2 separate regions of the Mus musculus genome follow, and region 1 is linked to region 2. Evidence: chromatin loops called from intact Hi-C (ENCODE). Cell type or tissue: heart. All regions are shown on one strand. Links, peaks and the distances in the headings refer to the core of each region. The heading gives the core; the rest is flanking DNA. Region 1 overlaps Tldc2 (TBC/LysM associated domain containing 2). Region 2 overlaps Rab5if (RAB5 interacting factor).

What was found. Hi-C counts contacts between places; a loop is a spot of excess contacts. Peaks named below come from ENCODE experiments on the same cell type or tissue, not always from the same donor. Only the 100,000 strongest peaks of a DNase experiment are listed, where the experiment ranks them.
Region 1: it touches region 2 in a loop (5-fold over the local background); 21 of 42 quality-filtered maps call a loop at or near these places.

Annotation. Positions count from the first base shown.
Region 1 is chr2:157,091,558-157,099,884 of GRCm38, forward strand. Tldc2 (TBC/LysM associated domain containing 2) reads left to right here. Exons shown (of 6, transcript NM_001177439.2): 4 at 74-169; 5 at 3,739-3,812; 6 at 4,789-5,391. The coding sequence ends at 4,924. Samhd1 (SAM domain and HD domain, 1) reads right to left here. Exons shown (of 16, transcript NM_018851.4): 16 at 5,977-7,946. The coding sequence ends at 7,842. Among named protein-coding and RNA genes, the nearest start is that of Tldc2, 8.7 kb to the left of the region's middle. In heart, for the core only: a CTCF peak has its summit at 3,678 (motif pointing left); DNase peaks (open chromatin) are centred at 664 and 3,674; H3K27ac peaks cover 1,970 bases.
Region 2 is chr2:156,870,565-156,878,877 of GRCm38, forward strand. It overlaps Rab5if (RAB5 interacting factor), which reads left to right. Exons shown (of 4, transcript NM_026124.3): 3 at 1,774-1,903; 4 at 2,479-2,999. The coding sequence ends at 2,520. Sla2 (Src-like-adaptor 2) reads right to left here. Exons shown (of 8, transcript NM_001356495.1): 5 at 8,140-8,243; 6 at 5,258-5,407; 7 at 4,313-4,445; 8 at 3,587-3,973. The coding sequence ends at 3,856. Among named protein-coding and RNA genes, the nearest start is that of Rab5if, 12 kb to the left of the region's middle. In heart, for the core only: a CTCF peak has its summit at 3,271 (motif pointing right); DNase peaks (open chromatin) are centred at 157 and 7,407; H3K27ac peaks cover 199 bases.

The DNA.
Region 1 (8,327 bases), core at 168-8,167, 220 kb after region 2:
TACTTCGAAGTCTGGTGAAGGAGGTGGCTGGTGGACTCCGAGCTCCTTTCTTGCCATTTTCTCTGTTTTCCAGATGTTTGGCGCCTTCTCCTCCTCAGCTATCCGACTCAGCAAAGGCTTCTACGGTACTGGAGAGACATTCCTCTTCTCCTTCTCCCCACAGCTAAAGGTGAGGCTCAACCTTCTGTCATGGAGGAAGGCTATGACAGGTCACAGCTATGGGGAGTCCCCATGCTGAGCTGCCTCTTGTCCACTTCTCCACAGGGCAGTGGTAGGCATGGGAGAGCCCTCAGCTCACCATCAAGATCTCCAGAAACCATGAACTTATTAAGGGAGGAAGGCAGGTTACTCTGTATAGGACGGAAAGGGCAAGATGGGATCAAGTGTGGTAGACCTGAGGTGTGGGAGGGGAGGATGCTTACAATGGCATCTTGTAAAGTATGCACATGAAGGCTGGAGGAAGAGAAGGAGCTGCACAGTCCCTGCATGTGAGAAGGGGAGCCCAGAGAGCCCTTGGAGCCAGAAGAGGCTCTCTCTGATCTTTCTGATTCTTTCAGTGGGGTGCAGCTCTTCCTTGGCCAGGCTAGTACCAGAGCAGCCAGTGTTCTCAGACCAGCTCTTGGCAGGCCACAGTCACAGCGAATAATGGATGGGAAAGGGGTAGGCGGGAGTGGAAACACGGAGCGGGCTGCAGAGCTGTAGAGCTTAGGCCGGGCAGAGGGCCAGCAAAGCCAGAGGGATGGAGGGTGAACAAAGGTGGGGTTGGAGAGGAGCGGTCTCCCTGGGGTCAAATTCTTGGAGCAGTGGAAGCAGCTGAGCAATGCGTAGGACAACTGTAGGACAACGGGGAAGGAGCCAGGATGATGGAGGGCCATTCGAAATGAACTGGAGGGGCTCCCTTGCTCTCCTCGATAAGGACAAATGCTGGATGTGACCATGAAGACAGTGGCTGGAAACTGCAAGCGAGGAGGAAAGGCGAGGAGGTGGGTGGATAGAGCCTCAGAGTTCACTAGGGGGCTGGAAAGGAAGGGGTCCCCTTCAGGATAAGCAAAAGAGCTCAGTGGCAGGCACCAGTGACTCCTCAGAGGGCACAAGGGGCTGAAGAGCTGGAACTTATGAAGAAGGGAGACAGGGGGTCCCAGACATCTTCTAGCTATAGATTTTTCCACTGTTGGGTTGTTGGCTGACTGCAGCTGCTGGGTGCTGCCCGATCGACAGAGCGCACACAGCTTTTATGACAGTCACAGCAGCAACTCACAGGAACTTACCACCTCACAGACCAGCTCATTCAGCCGTTGCAAAAATCCCACAGGTGCACGCTGCTATCCTTGCCTCGTCTTACAGATGAGGGAACCGAGGCGCAAAGTGGTTGGGGATACGCCCAACTCAGTCAGTGGTGAAGGGAGAAGTGCAAACCAACCCCGGAGGCTCCACTCAGGCAGGGCGCTCCGGAGGCAGAGGACATGGGGGAGAAGGGTGCACACTTGGGAACCACAAATGTGGATGAATCAGCGTGTGAGGTAGAACGTGTAATTAATTGCTTAGTGTGCCCTTGACAACGAGTTGTTCACAGTCTGTGAAATGGATGGAGAGCTAGTTGTGGGTGCTTTTGTTTGTTATTAGATGTCTCCCCACCAGCACACAGACAGCAGTAAATACATCTGCCACACAGTCATCAAGTCTCCCACCAAGATGGTCAAAGGGGTGTGGACGGCCTTGCTAACAACAGAACATACCTGTTCTCTGCCTCTGTCAGCGGCAAGGAACTTTCCCTTCTTGGGTGAAAGGCAAAGGTGTCCCCAAGGCTGTAGGCTGGTCACCCTTCCTGCAGCTCATACTAAAAGCCCAAAGCTCTAGCATTTTCCTCTTGAACCAACATCGTCTTGTTGGAGCCTCCGGCTGCTTGCTATCATCAGAGCCGGGGATTTGGTTCTCTGATGACTGCCCTTGCTTCCCCTGTGGCTCTTCTCGTGATGTGCATATACCATGACTCTTCTCCAACCTCTTTCTAATATTGGTTATTTGTTTTTCCCTCACTTTGCCCCAGCAATGCCGGCCTAAACTGGAAGGCAAAAACCCAAGCCCACCCTGACCCAGGGCCTCCGCACGTTTTGTTCTGCTCAGCAGCCCTTCCACTGGATCCGTACACACCAGCCTCAGGACTATCCTGCTGTCCCCATCACAGTGACTGCCCTGGCTACCTTGTTTTAAGTGACCATTCCCTCTAAATCCTTATTGCCTCCAAGTGTCACTTCTCTTTCTAGCGTATGTAACATACCATTTCTTAGCCCTTTATCTGCCTTCCCTCTACATGTCTCCGAGGCAGTTGTTTTGTTCATTGTGTTTTACTGTTCTACCCAATGCCTAACTGGGCCTGGTGCATAAGTGCTAAAAAAAAATATTATTACATGAAATCCATTACTTCCAGGGGGTCACGGTCATCCCATACTTTGAAAAACTTGATTCTTGCCTGTGTCTTGGCCCGAGCTCTTTATGAGTTCCCAGTAATTGCACAAGTAACTGCTACTCCAAGTAACACGTGGAACTTTGTCTTAGTTTCTTCCGTAGCAATGTTTATCTTGCTCTTTCCAATCAGAAGGACACGTCCTTGAAGACAGCAGAGGAAGTGCAGAATTGATACAGAAGTCCCGTCTTCTTGTGCTGACTCCTTAGCTTTATCGCACCCCTTCGCACCCCTTCACAGTCTGGCCTTTACCTTTCTATTCTTCCGGGGTTGGGGAAGAGGAGTTGTTCCTTGTGATTGGGACATCGAATTACAGGAAGCAACATACTGGACTTTGGGGCCCTTTAAAAGCAACTTTATTGCCTATTTTGGTTCTTTAGTCTTCGTCCTTTTAATTCATGAGTGTGGCAAGGCACCCAGGGCGTTCTAGAACTACATTGTAGCGGGGCAGACAAGGCGAGCGAGCACTGCTCAAATGGAGCTGTCTCAGAGCTAGTAGATGCCTAGGGAAATCAATCAGGGGCTCTCTGCAATGGCACTCAGGCTGTAGGGTAAGAAATGACCCTTGGGGAGAAAAGCCTGGGTTGGGGAGGTCTGTGGACAGACGGGTCTGAACGTAGGGAGGCCCTAAGGCATGAGCACCTTCAGGTGTTGGTGAAAAGGAAGGCCAGTGTGGCTCAGGTGCAGTACCTAAGGGGAGGAGAGGGCACGGAGGAAAGCAAGGATGGGGGCAGGTGCACGCTGGCTGGAGGACTGAATTCTGTCTCCTTCACAGTGGAGGGGTGCCAGAAGGCTTTAGGTAGAAGACATATAGTGTGATTTAAAGTTGGTGGGCCACGCAGGTCACTATGGAGAGGGTTGTGGGAAGTATATGGCATGAGATCAGGAGGAGGCTGTGACCTAGATAGTGGGACGGAAATTCACAGGGGTTCACGGGGAGTCTTAGGTCAGATAGGGTGGTCTAAAGGCAGTTCCATTCCAGCTCTAGGCCTAGCTGCCTCCCTCTTTCTAGCTTTGAAAGCAGGAAGCTTTGGAGGTTTGATTGTTAGCATTTATTTGGCACTGCCAGGATGCAGGGGATCTGTGGCAGAGGGCATAAGGGGTGAAGACCAAGGAAATGGAAATATTAAGGCCTGGCAGCCCAGTCTTTCCTGGAACTCATTGGGTCCAGAAGCCTCCAGTCCCTACACAACACTGCCACCATGTGGCTTGGAGTCAGCCTGCAACGACAGCACTCAGAGGTGACCCCGCTTTTCCTTTTCCTCTTCACTCAGGTCTTTAAGTGGACAGGGCACAACTCTTTTTTTGTGAAAGGAGACCTGGACTCACTGATGATGGGCAGTGGAAGGTGCGTGTCTCTGTCCCCCACATCCTGGGGTGGCCCATGGCCCTTTCCCAAGGGTAGAATGGGCAAGGTGTGTTCCTCTCAGGCAGACTGCAATGCCCTTTGGCATCAGCACCACGTCTCATGCCTGGATGGCCACACTCAACCAGCCCATCCCCATCACACGCTTAGTGACATCTTAGTGTGACGTGACTGGGAACGAGGAGTCACAAGATGGGGAAGTCCCAGAGTTCCGAGTCCCATGGGACAAGGCTTGATAGAAGATGTGCATCTGGCTAAGAACACAGTCTGTGAGTTTGGGGGCAGGCGTGGGAGTTAGGAAAAAACAAAGGTTGTTCTCACCCTGGGGTGAGCCCTATGTGGAAGCACATTAAGTTATACCCTGAAGGTAAAAATAAAAGCATTCCTCTATCAGCTCAGCTCCACTGAGGGGCAGCAGGACACAGGGCACATCGGCCATCGCTGATTACCCATCCACTTCCTGCTTCCAGCCCAGGTTCTCTTTCAAATGTGATGAGAATGTTCTAAAACAGGGTTGAGGTGATAGCTGGACCACTGTGTAAGTTATTAAAACCAATGGCTTGTTTAAAAAAATGCCCTGTACGCTAGAGAGCACATGAGGAGGCCCCAAATCCTGATGAGCTGGAAGGGATGAGAACAGCCATGATGGAGGGACAGTGGTCGTGTGGTGATGGCAGCCAGTCACAGAGGCCTAGCACATGGCACAACCGTGCCGAGATTCCCCGTGTGTGCGTGCATGCACACGCATATGGAGAACTGAGGCTGACACTAGATGTCCTCCACAGTCCATCTCCACCATATCATTGAAGCGGCCTAGGCCCCGTGTGCTGCCCTCCCTGTGCTAGGGTTTTTATGTTATCTGGCTTTTTATGTTGGTGCTGGGGGCAGGTCCTCGTGCCCGAGTAACAGACATTGTACCTACAGAGCTGTCTCCAGAGCTCGTTCCCTCTCTCTTCAGTGGCCAGTTTGGGCTGTGGCTGGACGGAGACCTGTACCATGGCGGAAGCTACCCCTGTGCGACCTTCAACAATGAAGTGCTGGCCCGCAGGGAGCAGTTCTGCATCAAGGAGCTGGAGGCCTGGGTTCTGAGCTGACGCCTCCCGGGCCTCCTCACACAGGGCAGCCATTCTGCCCAACTCAGGATGGGGAAGAACCCTCATGTGGACTGTGGCTCTCAGCCAGCCTCCTTATGGCTTGAAAACCCAAGAACAGGGGCAGCCACTGCTCTTCAGCAGAGCTGATTATAAGGTGTGAAAGACATTGACTGAAGAAGCATACAATTTGTCTTTATGGGATTTGACAATCCCTAGAAGATCAAAAAACAAAACAAACAAAGCAAAAATCCTACCCCTCCCCCATAACATATTCATATTAAGTCAAGTCGGGTGTATGCACGGTGTGCACACACATGCACAGGCACGCACGCGCACACACACACACACACACACACACACACACACACACACTCGCACTCGCACTTCTCTTTTGTGTTTGAGAGATTACTTTTACTTTAAGAGCCTGGGTTCCACTTCTAAAACTAATAAAGAGAAGCATCATTCACTCTCTGTTGTCTCTTCTGGAGCCCAAATGGCACCGCTGAAGGCCAGCCACGGGTCAGGCGCTCACACATCTGTCACTTGATCTCACAGGACAGACATAGAGCTACGCTTGGACATTATGTAGATCTGGACGGAGGCTGAACCTCTGTAGACAGAACCCAGGGGGCTTGAGAGGAAAGAGCTTGTTTTCAGGCACGAGAGTCTTTGAGCTTACGCCCCCATACCCTTCCCGTGCATGGTCTGCCTTCTGCTGGAAAGGAGCCGGCTATAGCCTGCTTTTATTTTGGTGAGGAAAACCAAGTACCTGGGACCTTGTCCGTACTACTGTCCTGCAGACCCCACACAATGCTGTGACACCAAGAAGCATCTATGTGGGCCCTACAGAATATATTCCTTCGTACAGGAATCCAAACCGGGCATGCAGGGTATGAGAGTCTGCGATTAAGGAGCTTGCCTCTAGTTTCAGGATAGAAACGCTCATGAAAGCTTTATGGCAGCTGTCCCCTACCCAACTGATGTCACCGTCACTAAACCTGTGGTTCTATTTACAGCAAGCTGACAGTATTCAGTAACTCGAGAGACTAAGCTGTTAAAATCTCCATTTTTAATGCAGTCTCGTAAACGACACAGGTACTCACAAGGAAAACAGCATCAAAGGCAGAAAATGGGTCAGATTTGTTTCCCACATACCATGGTACAAAATTAGGACTACAAAACTCCACAATAAACCATAATGATTTAAAAAATATAGACTGGCAAAAATACAAAAATATTCGCAGAAAACTTTCCACTTCTTAACCTTGAGTCTGGGCACACAAAGGGGAGGGGGACCCCTAGCTGTCTCGTGGATCTACAGAGGCACCGTGGCTAGTGGGGGAGCTAGCACCTCCCGTGTGCATTTATGACCCCATAGTGGCAGACACACCAAATACTCTTCACCCATGAGTGGACAAGACAGAACGTGGCTACCCGGAGGAGAGAGGCAGCACAAGGCTGCTCGCCCGGGAGAGCATCATCACTAAGATGTCGCCTCCAGCTCCTGCCTCTGTCCCCACTGCCTGCATCTCTAGCATTTCTGTTGACCACTGTTGGCTCCAATTGGACTCAATTCCTGGTAAAGCTGTGCAAAGTGGGGGTGAGGGGGGCAGCAGGGAGAACCACAGCGGCTCGGCACTGGTAGGAACAGCAAGCTACAAAGAGAACCTGAGACTCACTGCGCAGTCTGCTAAGCTCACAAAGGCAGTCCAGAATGTTCTAAAACCCGTAAACACACTGCAGCAACAGTGGTGCCGGAGAGAGCAGCCAGAGGGTGGGGTCGGTGGTCAGCTGACCAGTTCAGCTCAGAAGAGATGGGCGAAGACCTGTCCCCAGGCTGGCAGCAGTGAGTCCCCTGGGGCTGGAGGGGTTGCAGGTGCTTTAAAACTCTGATTTTGTCTGGAGTCACGACAGACTCAGGAGTAGCCTGGTATGAGGTGTCCTCTGAACCTAGCCTCTCCTAAAGCAGGGGACAGGGGGAGTTGTACCAGGAAGACAGAGATGGAGCTGAGGTCATCGGTAGAGTACCCGCCTGACACACCTCAGCTCCTCTGAGGAAAGAACTGCTCCCGATGCCCCCCATGCCTGGCACTTAACAGGGATGGAAGTGGTGGGGTGTTGTGGGGGGAGCAGGGTGCCGGGCACCTCTTCAGTGGGCTGGGATTTTGGTTTTTTTTTTAACTACACGGCGCATCACAATTTCCATTCTAGTTTGTACCCTTGTCTCAATTCCTGATTTAAAAACAAAAGGCAATCCTTTGTCCCAAGAGTTCAGGATAGATGGGAGAGTTATCCTGGGAAATAGGTTGCTAAAGGAGAAAGGTTTCAGTCAGTGCTAAAAATACACCAGATAATGCTTCTTACAGCATCTGTCTCAGTCAAGAGACACCACGGCCAAGGCAACTCTTATAAAGGAAAGCGGTTAACTGGGGGTGTGCTTACAGCTTCAGAGGGTTAATCCACCATCATGGCGAGGAACAGGCGCTGTGTGGTAGCTGATGGACAGGAGGGAGGGAGGGAGGGAGGGAGGGAGGGAGGGAGGGAGAGAGAGAGAGAGAGAGAGAGAGAGAGAGAGAGAGTACAAGAGCATGCACATCTTCTGTGACACACTTCCTATAGCAAGGCCACACTGTCTCGATCCTTGTAATCCTTTCAAACAGTTCCACTCCCTGGTGACCAGGCATTGAATTATATGACCTTATGGGACCATTCTTAGTCAAACCACCACAGGCTAGATAGGAAAAATTTGTTAATGTTACCATTTTTCATTTTGAATGAAAACGAGACCCCCCCACCCCAGCACGAGAATACATTCCAGATACTAAATAAAGGTCATTGGTGGGCCCGGATTATATTTCCTAACTTAATTGTGAAGAGGGAAAGAGGTTTTTGAAAAGAACTAACCGCAGATATTCACTTAAAATTTTAGACATGTTTTTACTTTGGATACTTCTTGGAGGCAAGATGAAGTCTTATTATTCCATTTCAGAGGTGTTATGAGTGGAGCTATAATGTCACCATCCTATTAGAGAGAGAGAGAGAGAAAAGAGAGTCAGGACACAAAGAAAAGCCAGTTTCCATCATTGTATCTGGGCTGTGTCTCAGACACACACACCTCTGTCCTGAACATAGATTGCTTCTACATACACTTCCTCTTGAGAAATTCAAAGCTGTACATGTCCTGTGACTATAAACTAGAAAACACCATAGTCCTAAGCAGACAGAGGTCTCATGGGAAACTGGCTGAGTCACAGGACACAGCTGCCCAGAGCTGCCTGAGTTCACACCCTGCATGGGGCTCACGGGGAGACAGAAGCTATACTGCAGGCTTGCTTCTCTTTTCTCTAGTCTCCTCGAAAACAAATGAGCCAGGTCTGCAAATGGGGGAGGACACAGAGGAGGA
Region 2 (8,313 bases), core at 1-8,000:
AATTCCAGCAGTCCTTCTTGCCTCAACCTCCCAAGTATTGGATTGCAGGCACGGGTTGACCCATCTCCAGAGCTAGCTTATTATCTAAGCTTTCGAGTATCAGTCTCTAGCTAGAACGAGTAAGTCAGCCTGTCCAAAATAAAGGTCCTTTGGGGGATGGGAGGTGGCCAGATGCCAAGATTTCTGGCAGAAGATGAGGGTGTGGCTACAGTATAATCAAAAGCCTCGTTTCTTTGAAATCCAAGAACAGTTGCACTCAACAAAATGCCTTTGTCTCCTCTTACCTCTTCAGCCACGTGCTCATCTCCAAGACACATTTGCTCCCCACTCCTGTTCCTTCCGTTCATGAGAAAGCCATTATATTACTGTCCACAAGCCAAACGGTGAAGCCTGTACCCCAGTCCTCTCACCTGCAATAGGATACAGTGATCCCACCGATCACCCGTGCACTGAGTGCTTCCTTGCAGCAGTCTGAGCTCCACTCCTTGGAAACAATCTGCATCATCCCACACACACGTGCGCACTCCTCCCATCCTCTCTATCCATTGTGTTCAGTTTCTGATCAGCTCAATACATCCTGGGGTCAGACGGATGGGCTTCATCAATCATCAGTTTCGACTCCATTCCCATTGCTGTTATTAGCCCCTAATAGATGATAAACTGGAGCCAAGGGTATCTGGTTTACCTCGTCACTGAGTAACAAGCTATTCATAAATGGCCTTCTCTTGGGAATTAATGCAGAGAGCAAACAATGTTTTTACTTGCTTTACTAGGCCATAAAGCAATTAAATATGTCTGTCCCCTGACCGTCCTTCAACAGGAGCTGTGTTGAGGCTTATGGCTGGTGTAGGTCTTATTTAGGGTGGCACGACAGCCATGCTGATTTCTTCGAGGAGGCTGAGAGAAATTGTGTGCTTTACATTGGAGAATGAGTGAGTGTGGTGGTGGTGTGCTCCTTTAATCCCAGCACTCAGGAGGCAGAGGCAGGAGACCTCTTGTGAGCTTAAGGTTAGCTGATCTACATAGTGAGACCCTATCTCCAAAAAAAAAAGTGTAGATTGGAGAATTGGGGCAGTGCTAGGAATGGAACTCAAAGTTGAGTGTGTCTAGAGCACTAGACAAGTGTTCTGCCATTGCGTTGAGACCCCTGCCCGGTGCTTTAAATGGTTTTTGTTGTTGTTGTTGCTTTGGTTTGGTTTTTTTTTTGAGACAGGGTTTCTCTGTGTAGCCCTGGCTGTCCTGGAACTCACTTTGTAGACCAGGCTGGCCTCGAACTCAGAAATCCGTATGCCTCTGCCTCCCGAGTGCTGGGATCAAAGGCGTGCGCCACCATGCCCGGCTGCTTTAAATGTTTTATTTCACGCTTGTGACTAAGAGTAGTTGTTCCTTCCTTAAATCTCCAGCTTAGTTGGGTAGGCAGCTCCACTTAAGGTCTAGACATTTGAATTATTTCCTTCACTTCTCCAAACCTAATAACTATCAGAGGCCCCCTGTTGGTGTGTGTGTGTGTGTGTGTATGTCTGTCTGTCTATGAGGAAGCTGAGGCCCCTCTGGATAGACTTACCCAGACACTCATGATGAAGTAAACAGATTGAGCCTGTCTTCCTAAGATTGGAACTTTTGTCTGGGAGTCATCCCCTGCCTGGGCAGGGCAGGGCAGGGTAGGGAGATACCACCCATAGACGAAGAATAAACTGGAACATGGGTGTGAGGGGAGAGCCTGCGGCCTCAGAGCTTACGGTTTGTGTTTGGTGTTGATTCCCCTCACTCCAGATTCTGCCTGATCAATGCAGGAGTTCTGTATCTCTACTTCAGTAACTACCTACAAATCGACGAGGAAGAATATGGGGGCACGTGGGAGCTCACCAAAGAAGGCTTTATGACATCATTTGCCTTGTTCATGGTATGTGTGGCTGGTAGTTCTACAACACCTTCTGTTTATTTAATGAGATGCCAGGTTGCTCAGAGAAAACACTCATTGACTTATTAATTTGAGTTCAGACTGAGGTACATAGAAAGACCTTATCCTCAAAAGAAAGAAAAAAAAGCCAAGAATTTAGATATGTGTATATGAAATATATCCAGGGGAAAGCAGCGGCTCCCACGGCTGTAATCTGAAGTGTAAAGTGTCTGCTATGCATACAGTGAAATGATGATTGTCTGCTCCTGAGCATAGGTGAGCCTTGAAAACATTATGCCAAGTGGAAGACTCTACGGCTACATGGTCCCCTTAGTAAAATACAGAATACACAGGGCCAGAGACAGAAAGTAGGTTAGTGGTTGCCAGTACCTGAAGCTCCGGAGAGAGGTGGCAAGTGACCGTGGGAACAGACTTTTTCTTTGATGTTTTGAGATTAATGATAATTATCCTTTATGAACATCCTAAAGACCTCAGATTTATACATTGCTGCCTTCATGTGGGGGAGGAGCCTGTGTTGATCCAGGTGACGATATGAATATTGCTTGTGTCTCCCGTAGGTCATTTGGATCATCTTTTACACTGCCATCCACTATGACTGATGGCATTTGCTCCCGTGTCTTCTGTCCAGTCCGAAGGACCCTTTTACTACAGCACAGGTACATGCCAATTGGGGCACTCCTGCCGCGTGGAACCGGGAAGACCCACGTCTCCTGAACTTAGAATCAACGTGTTGGACATCAGTATTTTCCGCAAGGGTTGTGAAACTTTTCAAAGAACCATCCGCCTTTGGGGAAGCATTTCTGAATTTGTCCATTGTCAACTGTTTTTCCTTGGATACCATCATGTAACAGCTGTTTGCCGAGTGGAGCTGCTGTTGAATTTGATGCGCCTCTGGATCCGGATGAAACATTGTCTTCCTTGGTTCTCCGTCAGGTGTACAGTTTTTAAACCATCACTGCATCTCAAGTCTTCTGAAAACACCATGTGTGTGGTCCATGGTACAATACAAGCAGCCATCTAATAAGTCTCCATTGTAGGATGTTTTCAGAAACTTGAATAAACAAATCTTTAACTGAAAGTGTGTTGGCATGCCTGGTAAACTAAAGCCTTGCTTACCTACTGACCTTACCCTCTGAACCTAGGAGTAGGGTTTAGCAGAGCCCCTGCTCTCTTCCCTCCTCCCTCTCCTCCCACAGCAGCAGTAGCAGCCAGACTCTTTCTCTTTTGGCTGGAGTTGGTATTGGCATTTCAGAGAGGGTCCACCACCTGATGTCCTGACTCAGTACTGAGATAGGTGACTGGGCTAGATGTGAGATTTAAACGGTGTCATTTTGTGTTTGACCACCAGGTGGCAAAACGGGGGTATGGGGAGGACCTGGCTGTTTGAACACTGAAGTTGGCTGAAAGGACTTGATGGGAGATCATGGGAAGATCTGGATTGTCAGTCTTCCTCGTGCGTGGGAGTTAGGTGGGGTCTACTGCGGTAAAGCCATCCAGTGTTCCTCTTGTCAATGCTTTCTGAGCCATCCTACCATCTGAGATGTGTTTGCATTCTGGAAAAGACTTGTGAGCGTTCCCAATATTTTTTCTCTCCATGGTAGTGATGCTCTCTCTGTCTTTTAGTAGGGCTGAGTAGCTGCTGTACTGGACATTTCTCTCAGGAAGTGACTTATCAGACCTCAGAAGTATTTTATTCTCTGTAGAGGCCAGCCCTGCTTTGAACTGCACTGCACATGGACTAGAAGTAGTAGGTAGGGGTGAGGCCTTAGGAGATACATGACTTATCAGAAAGCCCAGGTGAGGCCCCGAGTGTCTGTGCCCCACCCCAGCCGTCTCTGTTCTCCCAGCCTTGCCTCCTGGAGCTTTGTCAGGGTCAGCGGAGTTGGAGCTCTCGGTGCCACAGTCTTGGTTCCCTTTCTCTTTGTGCTCCAGGGCTAAGCATCATCCAAGGGGTCCTCAGCCAGGCTGATGTAGGAACTGAGGGACTCTCGGAGCCCCTCACTGAGCAGAGATGCCTCCCCACTCGCAGGTGCTTCCAGAAACAGGAGGCTGCTGTGGATGGGGGACAGCGGGTGAAGGAGTCACTTCCCCTGTGCTTGCCACACAGTTCATTGCCTCAGAATAGCACCATGTCACTGACAAACTCAGGCTCCTCATTTCTTACTGATCTTACTCCATCTTACCTCCCTATGCAGGACTGTGATCACCCACCCAGCCTAACCTACATCCTACCTGGCTCCCCTGAGGTCCATGCCTCCCTTTCCCAACTCTGCCTTGTCCTCTACACTGCTTCAGCCTGGCTGCACTCTAGAAGTGTCCCTGAATGTGACAGCCCCATTGTGGGTTGTGAGTCTATTTCTTATTCTGCCTTTATGTTTCAAATATTCTTACCGGTCCAGCTTTTTCCAATTTAGTGATGATGTTGGCACAGTCACAGGTGGAGGTGTATCTTTGCCAGGTAGTGGCCCAAGCTTCTGCAGGACACACGGCTCCCTGAGGGGACAGCAGATGCCATCTGCTAGCTCTGTGGAAGAGATCCAAACCTGTGATATGGTACCTGCCCCAGGAGTTTTCTGTGCTTGGCATATTGAGGGCATGGTTGCCAAAAAGTAATAGGAAGTGAAGTCTCAAGTGATGGGTCTCATAAAGGCAGACAGGTGGTAAAGGTCAACTGGACAAAGTTATGGGGTACTTAATTCTGTGTAAAACTGAGAAGCAAGTAGGGAGAGGTCAGCCTGGGACCCATCGTACCTACTGTATAGAACCACCTTGTAGGAAACCCCAAGTCAACTTTCTCAAGAGGTGTCCCCCTACACACACACACACACACACACATACTTTTTTTCTTTCCTCAAGACAGGTTTTCTCTCTAGCCCTGGCTGTCCTGGAACTCACTCTGTAGGCCAGACTAGCCTGGAACTCAGATCTGCCTGCCTCCACCCGCTGTGTGCTGGGATTAAAGGTGTGCACCACCACTGCCAATAAGGTTTTCCCCTTTGTCTCCTTGACATCAGAAATGCTAGCTAAGGATTGCATTGCACCCAGGAAGAGCACAGTCTGGTTCCTGTGGGAAGAACTCAGCTTCTGTGCACATTAATTTAGAATCACCGTTGCCTGTGAGATTCTGGCCAGGCTCATGGTTGGCCTGTAGTTCTTTGTCATCATGGGATGGAGGCAGCTCCCACTCACATCTTAGCACAAGGGCTGCATAAGGATCGATAGCAGAAGTGCCTCCTCTGTATAGCTCCAGCAGGTCAAGCCTCTAAGGGCACAACTGACTATCTCCTAGGCCCCTCATCCAGTCTGCAGTGGAGGCAAAATGTAAGCCATACATACCAGAGTAATGCTCCACCAAGGCGTGGAGTGAGGGGAAGGTGAGGCGAGGTGAGATGTACAGCCAGCCATTGTCAAGACGCTGTATCCTGTAGTGTCTGATCCGGTCCCAAGATGCAGGGCGGCTGAGTCGGACGGACAGGGAATAGCAGCCTAAGGAGGAAAGGGTCCAGGGTGGGTCCAGGTAGAGACTCAGCCCTGCCGAGGTTGGAAGAAGGAACAAACAATAGCCACAGCCCAGTCTTCAGGGGGATGCTGGGGTCAAAGGCAGGATAAAGACTATTAGTTGTAATAGGATTCTGTGGTCCTCAGGATGGGTGAGCATTAAATATCGGCTGTATGGATAAAGACTCAGGTGGCACAGGGTTGGAATGAGAAAGTAAGTAGATGTCACCATGGCCAGAGAGAAAGTCACTCTGGAAAGTTTGGTGTTAACGGTGCTCTTCTTCATAGATACCATGCTCACAAACAGCCTGTTTGGGCCACTAGTACAGTAAAGTTCAGAGGTTGGTACCTCAGCGGTAAAGTGCTGGCCTAGTGTGCACACTACTATGTGTTAGGAAATCCCCACGACCTCACACAAAGACCAGAGCATCCCAATGACTGATCTGAGAACCAGCACTCTATGTAACATCACACAGGATACTAGAACTCAGTGTCAGTTTAGGGTTTGGGCCCTTGAACCACAGAACAAAAATGCAGACTGTCACTTAGTATCTGAAATAGGTCTGACTCTCCAGGACTCCCGACTCCAGCACACACTGGGGTTTCTTGCTCTACTTCACTACAAACGTGCCCTTGTCCAGTGAGGAGCCTCACTGTTTCAGATTCCAGATCCCAAGACACATTCCTGGTCATTTAAACCGGTGTGCAGGCATCCGTGTTATAAGCTTCTCCAAGGCGATTCCAACGTAACAGCTAAGAACTAGTTCTCAGCGTAAGTTCCCCAGGCCAGCAGTGTGAGCGAGGAGCATGCTCAACCCCAGCCTAGGACCCTGTCAGCAAGCTGGGTGTGCAGTATTCCTGTAGGTAATTCTGTTGCATCCCTGGATAGAAACCCTCAGGTCTATAAGCAATGAACGAAAGTGATCTCTTTACCCAGGCTAGGTACATGTGCCCTTCAGCTTAAGCTATGCTGTGGAAAGGGAGCCGGGAGGAGAGGGCAGGCTCATGCTTGGGAGACAGCCATCCTAAAAGGTCAGCAAGGGAAGGGTTTTTATATGTGTAGGCTAGCCAGCCCGAGGGATCCTCCTGTCCCATGTCCTCAGGACTAAGATTACAAGCATACATCACCATGCCAGGCCTTTCACATCTGTGCTGGGGGTTGAACTCAGGACCACATGCTTGCAAAGCAGCTACTTCTCAGACTGAGGCATCCTCTGGCCCCCTCTGCCTTTAATTATTTTATTTTGTAGGTGAGGGCCTTACTCTGAACTTCCGGCTAAGCCTAGATCTCACTGTCAGTCCAAGTTGGCCTTGAATTCCTGGGTGATCCTCCTGTCTCTCTGTCTGAGTGCTAGAGTTAGCGCACCATCACTGCTAGCCTTCTGTCAAGACAGCGTCTCACACAGAACACATATGCCCTGCAGTCTCTATGTAGCTCAAAGTGACTTTGAATTCTTGGTCCTCTGGGCTCTGTCTCCCAAGTGCTGGGTTTCTGGCATGTACCAACTTGCTCTAACTCGGGGTCTTCTGCTTCTGATGTAAGTGGCCTTCTGATTGACTGAGAAGTAGTTGCTTTGCAAGCATGTGGTCCTGAGTTCAAACCCCAGCACAGATGTATGTGAAAGGCCTGGCATGGTGATGTATGCTTGTAATCTTAGTCCTGAGGACACAGGACAGGAGGATCCCTCGGGCTGGCTAGCTGGCAATAGGGACGCTGGTCCCAACTTTTCTGTGTATCCTTCCAAGTCCTTGAAGATCTTTACGGATTCCTCTTGGCCCCTCCCTTACCTAACTCCATGAATTTCCCTTGTACATGCCCCTTCTTACGTCAGAGGGCAGAATGAACAGCACATAGGGTGGTCACTATACTCTGGCACCAGGCCCGAGGTAGGGTGGGGTGGGTAGCCGAGCACTGAGCACTTCCTGTGGCTTTTCTAGCTCACAGCCGGTAGGTCTGCAGGGTTCCAGTCCCAGTCACCACGGCCACCACCGACGTTTCCTGTTTGCTGCTGCTGCACTGGGGCCAGCTGCGCCATCATCACCCACAGCCAGCCAGTGTGTGTGAGGTTTGCATGAGGGTGAGGGGTTGAGGTTTCTTGGAAATTAGGAGAGGCTGGAGGAAGGTTCATCCAGGAAGCCCCTGAGGGAAGTGCATGCCGCGTAGAAGTGGAGAACAAGGAGTCTGACAGCCCACCTCAATTAGGGCAGACCTGGGAGGTGTACCTGCCCTCCGGAGTGTCTCATCGCCTCTATAGGCTGTTACTAGCAAATTTCATATTATTGACCCTGAGGTCTCTGAGGTGCCTGGCTTGTGATGAACATTTTCCAAAAGATCATATCATGTGCTGTGTTGTGAAAGGGCATCACCACTGCTGGTCTGAGTAAAATCCCGATTGCCAACTATAGACTAAGCTTGGATCCCTGTTGGTGAATTCATACCCACCTTGCTCTATTGTCAAAGGATCCTCAAGGAAACAATGTAGCTCAACTCCAAGCCTAGGTCCCCACTCCAGGAAGTTTCCCCTTGATTGGGCTAGGTAAACTGTCTTTCCTTTGTCCTCATAGGCTGGTGGCTCCACCTCAGGTCCTTTTACAGTACAGGGCCTGGCTGGACTCAAGAAACCCCCACTGACTGTTTGGATAGCGTCAGCCTGTCTTCTGTGACCTCCTGTCCTGAGCCCCACTCTAGAGAGGTGGGGGTGGGAACTGTGTTTACCCACCTCTCCTGGTCTGGCTCTCCCGGATGAGGAAGGCCCCTCCGGGGTTCCCAGGTAACAGGAGTAGTTCCTCGGCTTTCTCCCGGCTCAGGCCCTCGTACAGCCACCTGGAGGAGTGAAGAACAACAGGGTAGGCTTATGGGTCTTCAGAGAACCCTTCCACACCTCTGAGTAACC